Regions from separate parts of the Homo sapiens genome. Here region 2 is linked to region 1. The links are chromatin loops, found by intact Hi-C in ENCODE. Cell type or tissue: IMR-90. All regions are shown on one strand. Links, peaks and the distances in the headings refer to the core of each region. The heading gives the core; the rest is flanking DNA. Region 1 overlaps PPFIBP2 (PPFIB scaffold protein 2). Region 2 overlaps LOC283299 (a long non-coding RNA gene).

Region 1 (5,377 bases), core at 74-5,073:
TCCTCGCTCACTCACCCCACCCCCAGGGGCAGCTGGGTCCCTGTCGTGGCTCCCTCATCACACTGGCCTGGCAAGGCAAACCCATGGCTGCACCACTGCCCTAGAAGTCCATCCTGTCCAGGGCACCTCACTTGATTTACAGATGGGATTCCAGGGATCAGATGAGCCCCTAAATATGTTCGTCAAATATATAGAAAGTACTACTATTTGTATTCATAAATCTTTATCTGAAAAAGAGTTGTCAGATTATCAGAACAGTCCATGACTCCCAAAAGGCTAGAAGCCCAGCTTTTAATTGGCCGAGGTAGTTACTCCCAAAGGTCTAGGCTCCCCTTGTTATTGGGAGCTCGGGGGCCTGGGCTTGCTGCTCCCATTATACTGCTCCTGTGAGGTGGTGTCTCAGACTCACTGGACCCCTCTCTGAAGACAGAAGTCCTCAGGAAGCACAAAGGGTACACAAATACGGGTCACTACAGTGACCTAACAGTCCCGAAGGCCTTCCTGGAAGTACTTTGCTCATCTACAAACAGATTCATTACTGCCTGCAACATGCAGCAGCCAGCTGTGGGAAAAGGGCAGGAGACTGTGAGGCTGAGCATTCTGGGAGTAAAAACACAGCTAAGAGGCCAGGGTGGTCAGGTTTGCCGGGGAAAGTCACTGTAGCTTGCTCCACCCCTGTCCTAGGGTCTAGAAGAGAACCCCAGGATTGCCACCTACCTGGCTGGAATTCCAAGTACTTGAGGGAATGGCTGAAAAAGGAGCTGAGGCCCCCTGAGGTGTTACTCCTGCTGCCTACCAGAAATCAGCAGCATCTTATCAGGCAGAACTGTAAACTGAGAGGAATCTCATGGTCACGTGCTGTTCCACTGACCTATCACCTACAGGCATCCTGGGCTCCGCTCAGCCCTGAGCCTTCACCTCTGGGCCATAGGTGGCAGCTGCCAGGACACTCCCTCATAAATCCTCATAAGTCAGATGTAAACTTGTGTCCTTCAACAGACATGGTGCACAGTGGGCCCGCTGAGAAGGGGAGGCGGGGGAAGGGAGTGAAGAGTGCTGTGGAGGAAGTCCTGGCCACTGCAGCTCAAGCCTCCACAGAACACATGCATGGAGAATGCACCTCCAAAATAGATCAGTACAAAGGTCGGCAGACTTTTCCTGTAAAGCGCCAGATGGCAAATATTTGGGTTTGGTGGGCCATGTAGTCTATCTCATACTCAACTCTCCTATTTGCAGTGCAAAAGCAGCCACAGCCAATACCTAAACCAGTGTGTGGCTGTGTACTAGTAAAACTTTATTTATGGACACCAAAATGTGAATTTTATATTATTTTCCCATCTCAAAACATTCTTGTGATTTTTCTTCAGTCTTGAAAAATGTAAAAATCATTCTTAGCTGATGAGTGTAAGAAATATGCAGTGGGCTAACTGTGGGCCATGGTTTGCTAATCCCTGGGTTAGGACAGTGCTTCCCCATCCAGAATGAACTGCCTGGACCTGAGGGGGTTCTAGTAAAAATGCAGATTCTGGTTCAGTAGATTGGGTATGGGGCCTGCTGTTGTGCACTGCTGACAAGCTCCCAGGTGATGCTCGTACTACTGGTCCCAGGACAACACTTGGAGGAGTAAGAAGTTAGGAAACCGCTTTCAAAAGTTCCTCAAGGCCAGGTATGGTGGCTCATGCCTGTATTCCCAGCACTTTCGGAGGCTGAGGTGGGCAGATCACCTGAGGTCAGGAGTTCAAGATCAGCCTCGTCAACCTGGTGAAACACCGTCTCTACGAAAAATACAAAAATTAGCCGGGTGTGGTGGTGCACAACTGCAATCCCAGCTAATCGGGAGGCTGGGGCAGGAGAATTGCTTGAACCTGGGAGGTGGAGATTGCAGTGAGCCAATATCACACTATTGCACTCCAGCCTGGGCAATAAGAGTAAAACTCCGTCTCAAAAAACAAAACAAAACAAAACAAACAAAACATTCTTCGAAACATAGATTACTAAACAAACTTGCCTAGAAGCATAAATTCCCTGGAGCCTGCCTGCCCACTAGCAGGTATCTGAAAGGGCAGAAGGCTCTTGGTAGTGTATCTCTGGCAGGATTTTCTTTTGTAGGTGGAGGGTAAGTGGGTGTCTACGTGCTCAGACCTCAAGTTATGCTAACCTGGCAACACTGTCCACCACGGCCCCTGGGCCTGAAGCAGGAAATATAGTGGGGAAGGATTTATTTGCTCTTTCACCAGTGTTTGCACATTCTTGGTCATTTATAAACATTGGTTCTTAGAGGCTGAAATAGTCTCTTTAGGTCAGGTCTGAAAGGAGCCGGATTGCTAGAATTTAGTAGGGTAAATTTACTTTGGGGGGCAGGGATCAAGATCCAGGAAAATTGAAACTGCTAAATTTGCAGTGGCTGAAGGCCCCCAGTCTTGGCTGCTGTGTCAGGAAAAGGGCATTCAAAATCCCCCAGGGGACAGGAAGCTTCTCTAGGGCAGGGCGTGACATAAACTGTGGGCTAGGAAATGCCTGCAGGAATGGAAGGGGCCAACCTACTAGCACCCCAGCAGAAGGCACTGCAGTCAAGAAGTCTGGAGAGGTCTCCCCACATCCACAGGGGAAGGTCAGGTCTATGATCCCAGGACCAGCCCTGTCTCTTCTCCCCCACCCTAAACAGTGGAGCCCTCTCTTGACTGCCCTTTGTCCACTGTTTCTAAGGAAAATGGCAAAGAATTATCTTTGCCAGCTGACCCAGGTGCAGTTAAGCAGTTTCAATAATGAGAGGTGCTTATGTTATCTTTGTCTGAAAAAGAAAAATTAAAAGCTGTTTTCTCATATGAAGCCCATGCTGACCTCATTCTTTGGGATTTCACTTCCCAGCATTTGTCCCTGACTCCCACCTAGTGGCTTCTTCCAGCACTGCACAGGGACAAAGAACCACCACTGATGCCACCTGAGCCCGGCCCAGGAGCCCCTTGGGAGCTGAGCGCAGAAAGAAAGCACGGACACACCTACTCCTTTCTCATCTCTCACTCAAGTTCACACCTGTCACAGGGGAGGTAAGAAAACATGCTGGAAATCGGCTCACACAGGCTCTACTTTTTTTCTTGAAAAATAAGCACCAAATTTTCCCTCCTCTAAGATCCAGAGGAAAAGGTTTACCTACAAAACTCCTTCTGTAACTTTTCAAAATTGAAATGTTCAACACACACGTATCCTGACTATCTTTTGTTTTCCATTCTGGAGATACAGAAATGAATCCCATGGTAAAAAAATTCAAGCTCACATTTTATAATTCATAAAACAGCTTTTTCTCTCCACTTTTTTTTTTGCAACTCCTCTAGCTTTTCAATATGGTAAACAGATTTGCTTCTTGGACAGAATGAAAGATTGCAAGCTGAATCTGGCAGGAATGTATGGGCTTTGTTTGAGGAGCTGGGAGCTGAAGAAACCGCCATCTGTGACAAGGTGGTTTGGAGCTGAGAAGGGGGGGTGGCTGTGCTCCCCAGCCTGGGTCTGGGTTTCTTTGTTTCTTGGGAAACTAGTTAAAAAGGTAACTGAGGGCACCTGAACTGACTGCTGGGCTATCAGAGGTGAGCACTTATCCCAGCTGGGGCCAGCAGAGGCTGCTCATTCAGGAGAGCAACTCTTCAGGTTTTTCAATATGGTAAACAGATTTGCCTCTCCACTGTTGAGATGTGGGCCTCCATCAAGCTCTAACATAAGGGCAGCAGTAAACTGAGAGGTTCCTAACCTGTCTCCACACTTTGGAACCCAAGAGGTCAAGACTGAGGGAGGCAAAGGCTGGTGCTTACAAAGAGACCACTCCATATAGCCCCCAGAACAAACTGCAGAATTGGAATGCTTGGCCAGATCTTGCAGACACTTTCAAACTCAGCTGTCATTTCCAGTAGGGAAACTGAGTCCCACAGAAGTGAAGAAGAGGCTCATGAGTGGTAGAGCCAGGGTAGAACCCTGGCCTTTTAACTCCTTCCTACCTTCCATACTCCCTCACCCTGGTTCAATCTGCTTTCACCTGCTCAAGCACACTGACCAGGACTCTTGAGACCTTGCAAAGAAAAGCCTGGGTTCCTATTGGATGGCCAAGCCTACTCCATGTACCCCAGTTCCAAACAGGGCCTAGAGTACATACAGCCCTTCTGTGGGTTCTCTGCCAAGCACCACCCCTCACCCTGGAGCCTGAGCTCTTCCTTGACTTGCCTTCACTTTGCTGCTGGGTTTGCCTGCCCTTTCTCTGGCTTCATCTTGAAACTTCACCAAGAATCTCCTTGGCCCATACCCAATGTATTAAACAGCAGAACAGACTGGCTGGCTGGTAGGAGATGAAGGGTGTACATAACATACTGTTAGAGAAGCACCCATGGCTACTTCATATGGAGACTCTGCTGGCTCTGGTATCTTCTGGGCGTCACCCAAAGACCTGGGACACGAATCAACACTGTGTATCAGCCTAGGTCTACTCCTCCCAGCTAACTGGCTATCCCCAGCCCTGTAGAGCCCATCTGAATCTGACTGGCTATCCTGTCTAAGGTTTCCACCACCCAACCTAGCCAAAGATCTATGCCACTAACCACCAGCCAAGCCAAGCAGGTGTGGAGGGGTAGAGACACCCCTTTCAGACCATGGGAAAGCCCCACTCAAGGCACAGCCAAAATCCTGGAAGTGGTCACAGTTGTACCGGGTCCTTCTTGCCTGGGCCAGGTACCACATGCCAGGGCCACTGATGATTACATGCCAGCATATGCCAGGGCCACTGATGAGCACTGCTTCCCTTTCTGGGCTTCAGGACCACCTGTGGGGTTCTGGGGCTCCTGAACTGAAATAACCACACCCTCCCGAGGGCATCATCCTACATTTCACCATAGTAAACAGAGAAGGAGGAGGCTGCCCCTTTTCTAGAACTCAGCTCTGTTCCCATCACAAAAGAGCTGCCTCAGCCTTCCAGCCAGGGCCTCAGCTTCATCCTCCATGAGCACTGACCCTGAGCTTGGCTGTGTCTTCCAGTTGTAAAGGACTACCTTCCCATCTCCTGAGGGTAACACTGCTCTGCTGCACCACAGGCAGGACAGCCTCCCTGATGCTTCCTCTGCAGGCCAGGTCCCAGCCCATCTTAGACCCCAAGACACCCTCTATACAAGGTCCTCATTCACCAACTTTCCAGAGGAAATACTGCTCCTAGACCAAGGGAATCCAAGCCCTTTGTTCCTTGCCCCACTGAGGCCCCAGAGGGTATCCCCATTAAGAAAGCCTTGCACATGCCCTTCTAGGCCCAGAGCCCACTTCTCCTCATTATACTTACCAAGGAGCAGGATGCTAGTTTAGACTCCAGAGCATGGGAAACTCACTTAACCCAGTGCCACTGACTCCT
Region 2 (5,377 bases), core at 67-5,066, 320 kb before region 1:
GTTGATCAGGCAGGATGGAGTTCTTTTTTGTTAAAGGTTTTTCTAAGGTTTTAACAAAGGGTCTTACAAACCACTCCCTGAATTTGATCTTTGCCCCCAAACCATTTCTTTCTTTCAAAATCATTCACTGGAAGAGACTGGGAATGACGGACATATTTATTTTGAATATAGCAAGTTCCGGATCCTTTACATTTTCTCCATATTCTGTTAAAAAACTGAATAGTTTGTTCTTTAGCTTATTTTTCTCTACTAGTATTTTATTATATGCAGCTAAAAGAAATCAGCTCTTATGATATTCTGCCTGGGAATATCCTTAGTCAGATCTGCCATTTTATTGATATATTTTTTTATTTTCTACATTGCTGCAGTGATGATTTTGTTAACTGTTTGGCCAAGGCATCTTTTGGGTGTTCTTTAATCCAGCATCTGATAACATTTTCCTCACTGTCTGCAAGTTCTATATCAACCGTCTCCTTGAAGCTCTTCAAACTTTCATCAGCAATATCCTCAAGATGCTTGCTGATTCTGTCCTTTCTCCCATCCCAAAGCCAATGTCTACTTTTAGTTTTTTCTTATGGTTGCATTGTTGACGTGACATTTGAATTAAGTAGTGAAGGATGAGTGTTATTTGTATAGAGACTATATTTGGTGCATGTCTCTCTTTCTTTCTCTGTGTGCGTGTGTGTGTGTGTGTGTGTATGTGTGTGTGTGTGTTGGGCTGTTACTTTCTAGCAGTTTCTGCCAAGACACTGTGAGAGTGAGAATGGCCAGTTTGAGGAAAAAAAGCCATTTAATCTTTAACCAACAATGTTTGTTGAATGATTTTTATGTACTAGGCACTGTGCCAGGTGCTGGGAACACAAAGATAAGCAAGATAGTCTAATGAGAGAGAGGATTATTAGATAAATACATAACGAAACATAATTATAATTGTGATAACTGTTATAAAGAAAAAACACAAAATACCTTGAGATTATAATAGGAAGAACTTATCTAACCTGGAGGGGTGGCAGGGAGAGGAGTGGTGCTGAGGACAGAGAAGGCCTCCCTGAGAAAGTAACACTTAAATGGAGTCTTAAAGGATGATGGGAGTTAGCCAGGCCCAGCTGTGGAGGAGGGAGCAGTTCATCTGGAAGGAATAAAGTGTTTGAAGGTATGAATATGAAGGAGCTTGATGCCACTTCAGGAACGGGAGAGGGCTGGAGAGGGAGAGGGAGGAGTAGGGTGGAGCGATAAGCTGAAGGCAGACTGTGCAAAGCCTTGTAGGTACAATAAGAACTTTGAACTTCACCTACTAGCAATAGGTGGCCAGGGAAAGGTTTAACACTGAGTAGTCACATGGCCAAATTTGTATTTTAAAACATCATTCTGGCTGCTGAGAAGATAATAGACAAGGCAGTGGCAATTGCTGTGGCCCAGCTGAGAGTAGGACTTTCACCTTAGCTTAGCTTGGACTAAGCCTTCCCTTCCAGTGTTCCTTACCTCGACAAATGGAACCCCCATCCACTCTCTGCTCCAACAAGAAAGGTGGGCTTATCCCTGACACCTCTGCAGTGGAAAGGCAGCAATGTGAAAGTTTATACCCATATTTAAGAAATCAAATTGACAGGACTTGGTAAGGATTATATGTGGGGAGAGGGTAGGAGAAAGGTGTCAGGGATAAGCCTACCTTTCTGGTTGGAGGAGAGAGTGGATGGGGGTTCCATTTGTTGAGATATGGATTGCTGGAAGAGAGGGCTTTTGGGGGTGAAATCCAGTTTTGAATGACTAAGGTGTCAGATGCCTGCATGAAATCAGTCAAATAGATAGCTGGGGTATATAGGTCAGGCTCAAAACGGAGGTCTGAATTGTGGGGACAGAGTTAGAAAGCAATACCTAGAGAGGGCTGCCTGATCCAGGGAGGATCTTCTTAAGCTGGAGAGATTGCAGAATGTTTGAAGTCCCATGAAAAAAATCCAATAGAGGAGAGAGATTGAATCAGTGTGGCACAGGCCCTGTGCTGATGTGGTTTGTATCTGAGGAAGAGACAGACACAAATGGATGTAGTATGTGCAAACCAGAGGGAAGAGTAGAGACCCATGATGTTACAGGGCTTCCAGAGACCAAGCAGTTCAAATTAAGAGACCAGGGGACAGGGTAGCAAGGACAAAGGAAGTGGATCTAAGAAGAAGCTTGAGGGTGAAGCCTCCAAGCCCTAGATGAATAAAAACTCCAGGAAATAGTTGGCGCTTTATGCCAAAAGATAGACTAAATTCTTACTGCCATCTAATGGCTACAGTGTGTAATTGCTATACTCTCACGGCTGAAAGTCCAGGGAATTAAACTTGCTTATGGTTTACCAACATTTATCTCTATAGGCATGGTGGCTCATGCCTATGATCCCAGCACTTTTGGAGGTTGAGGCAGGAGGATCTCTTGAGCCCAGGAGTTCCAGACCAGCTTGGGCAACATAGGGAGACCCCGTCCCTTAAAAAAATAGCCAGTATTTATTGAATACTCTATACCTTACTAAGTCCCTTACGTGTATGAACTCATTTAATCTTCACAACAATACCATTTGACAAAGGAGCTGAAAGATACTAAATAATTTGTCCAAATATTCAAAATTATTTTGTGACAGGGTAGGACTAGAACACAGATTTCTTGGACTTCAGAGTTTGTGCTTTTGACTAGTAGGTGTATTCTACTGTCTCTCATGTGATAAAAGAACAGGAACTGAAAGTACCCCCATGTTGGGCTTAAGTGCCCCAGGCATTGCGTTAGTGACTGTGCACTAAGATCTTGTCTCCAATATGTAGCTCAGGCTCAAACAGCCTTACAGAGGTGGCCAGATTGGGTAGACTGTATGCCTGGAATAATAGGTCTTAAGCAGAGATTGTGGGCAGAGTTGTTCAAATCAATACTGGATGTTCTTGGAGGTCTGACACACTGCCTGAGATCATCACGTGTCCTTGTGCAACTCTTTTGGCATCCAAAGAATCCATCCCATCAGCGTATGCAATTTGGGCATAAGATACAACCACTTCTGGGAAGTACATAAGGGCAATTCTTTTTAGAAAGTTCGTGTTTCCCCTATCTTTTGGCTTCTCAGACAGGCCTTTATAAAGGTGGGGAAAATCAGGCGTTTATTACGAATGAAAATTTGTTCAGTCTCTGTGATTATTGTTGCCAAATATTACCTGCTTTTTGCTAACATTGTAGCCTTTGCTAAAAAACTCTATGGACTGCTGATACTTGGTAGTTTATAGAATTTCAAGTCACTGTTTCAAAAGAAAATTGTAGTAAATCTATTTTTGGTGTTAGGGCCAGATGTCATTATAAGGATGTCTGGACAAGAGGCTGGAAGTCCTTGTAGGTCAGGATGGCCGAAAGTAGCAGAAATATGAAGAGCAGAGCACAGATGCTCCCACTTTCATAATTGTAAACTTGTCTCTTGGTCTATTGCTTTGCTTTGTGTTTCATTCAGATAAAGCTATTCAATGACCATCTTTTAGTGCGGTTTTGTTTAGAATAGTTGTCCTGAGAGTTGGTTTTGGGGCCTCTGGGAGACCCTGAGACACTTTTATGAGTACTGTGAGATCAAAATTATTTTCATAGTAATTTAAAAATATTATTTGCCTTTTATCTCTCATTTGCCCAAGAATGTACAGTAGTCTTCCAGAAGCTACATGATGCATTATATCACAACAGATTGAATGCAGAAACAGAATTCAGCTGTGTTCTAAGCCAGATATTAAAGAGATTTGCAAAAATGTAAAACAATAACATCCTTTTAAATATCTTTGATCAAAATTGTTATTTCTGTCAACATGTAACGGAGTTATTATTATTTTTGAATGAGTTAAATAAATGTTTTTAAATGTCTTAGTTTTAATATTGAATATAGTAAATATGAATTGCTATAATCTTCATAAACAAAAACTCTTTGGGGTTTTCTAGAAATTTTAGAAGTATAAAGGAGTCTTGAGACCAAAAAGTTTCAGAATGTTGGCTGGGAGAATTCACTATAGTCAATTTCTCAATGACTTTGAGAGGAAGGATGTATGTCCTGATTCCCCCCACCTCAGGAAACAAGAGGCAGCAGGAAATACATGTATTTACGGGTCCCTGGTCTCCTTGTGTCAAACATCGCTCTCTGCATGGTTGATCTGTTTCCTTGGTAACCTAACTGTAGCTGTCACCTGTGGCCTATTAACAGCCTCCCCTGGCCAGTTGGATTCTACAGGGCAATGACTGGGAATAATTAGGAAACTTGGTAAGGAAGTTTCCTCCAGCAGGAAATTGGTTCCTCTGGAACTTGTTAGGCATTAACTCTACAGCCAAGACCGTGAAAACATTTACTGAAATTAGCGATAGTGTGCAGATCCTGTGGGAGCACTTACTCAGGGCAAATACAGTCAGGAATCAGGGACTATGAGTTTATTCTTAAAGGCTTAGGTGTTAGCTTTAAGCTATAAGGGAGCAATTAGGTTAAAATGACTCCTGAGTTTCAAACGGAGTCACACTTTTAAGCTTCTCCCTGGGGTTTTAAACATTGGTCTAGAGCAGGGGTGTGAGATGTAATTAAAGTCTACTTTAAATCCAGATGTTTCCCTTCACGGAGCCCCTTTGCCACCACAGACTTCAGTAATAGTTACAAAATCTTGCTGAACCTAGAGAAGTTGACCAAACTTAAGACAGCCTCAGCCAAGTGTGAATTTTTGATAGCTTGATCAGTCTCAACTCAATAAAAAGCAATACATTTTTCCCTGGATAACATGTGGAAGCTTTAAGATTTGTCCAATATAAGCACATGAATCTGAAGTAAAAATAAAACAAAACAAATCTACAAGAAAAACACCGTCATGTTTTCCCTGAAGAAAAATAAAAGCCAAGGATTCGACAGAGTGAAAGGAAAGAACAAGGGGCCCAGCCCAGAGGTCTCTACCTCGGGTGGGTTCCCTGCAGCCCGTGGAACCCCAGGTCTGTGAGAGGCCAGCCCCTCACAGAGAGTGACACATCTGACAGATAAATGGCAGCGCCATCATCTCCTCCTCCTATCATTCAAATGCTCTGCAGATGACCTGAAATGGAAAGCAGTTTCAGTTTGACACAAAAGATCAACACATCACAGTAGGAAGAGCATGAGCAGAGAGGGAGAACATTTCAGTGTGAAAATTTTGTAACAAAAGAAGAAAAATATAGAAGCATGAAAATATAATGAATAATGATTTGAGTGTCTACTATGAGCTGGGCACTCTGCTGAGCTCTTTGTGCTTTCTCATTTAATGCTCTTAACAGCCCTGTAGCAGAGGCACTACTATTACCTTCATTTTACTCATGAAGAAACCTAGCTGGGAAGGCTCAAATGCATTGTCCAAAGCTAAGTGGCAGAAGA

What was found. A loop is a pair of places that touch in the nucleus more often than their neighbours do. Peaks named below come from ENCODE experiments on the same cell type or tissue, not always from the same donor. Only the 100,000 strongest peaks of a DNase experiment are listed, where the experiment ranks them.
Region 2: a loop joins it to region 1, with 3 times the contacts of the local background. A loop is called at or near these places in 1 of 110 quality-filtered maps.

Annotation. Positions count from the first base shown.
Region 1 is chr11:7,569,363-7,574,739 of GRCh38, reverse strand. All of the region lies in intron 3 of PPFIBP2 (PPFIB scaffold protein 2), which reads right to left. It overlaps LOC105376535 (a long non-coding RNA gene), which reads left to right. Exons shown (of 4, transcript XR_007062579.1): 4 at 2,869-5,377. Among named protein-coding and RNA genes, the nearest start is that of PPFIBP2, 58 kb to the right of the region's middle. RefSeq lists enhancers at 1-44, 45-869. In IMR-90, for the core only: a CTCF peak has its summit at 2,889 (motif pointing left); a DNase peak (open chromatin) is centred at 2,859; H3K27ac peaks cover 1,683 bases; H3K27me3 peaks cover 423 bases.
Region 2 is chr11:7,889,848-7,895,224 of GRCh38, reverse strand. The region is part of intron 1 of LOC283299 (a long non-coding RNA gene); the gene reads left to right. Among named protein-coding and RNA genes, the nearest start is that of OR10A6, 39 kb to the left of the region's middle. In IMR-90, for the core only: a CTCF peak has its summit at 2,271 (motif pointing left); DNase peaks (open chromatin) are centred at 2,254 and 2,954; H3K27ac peaks cover 1,310 bases.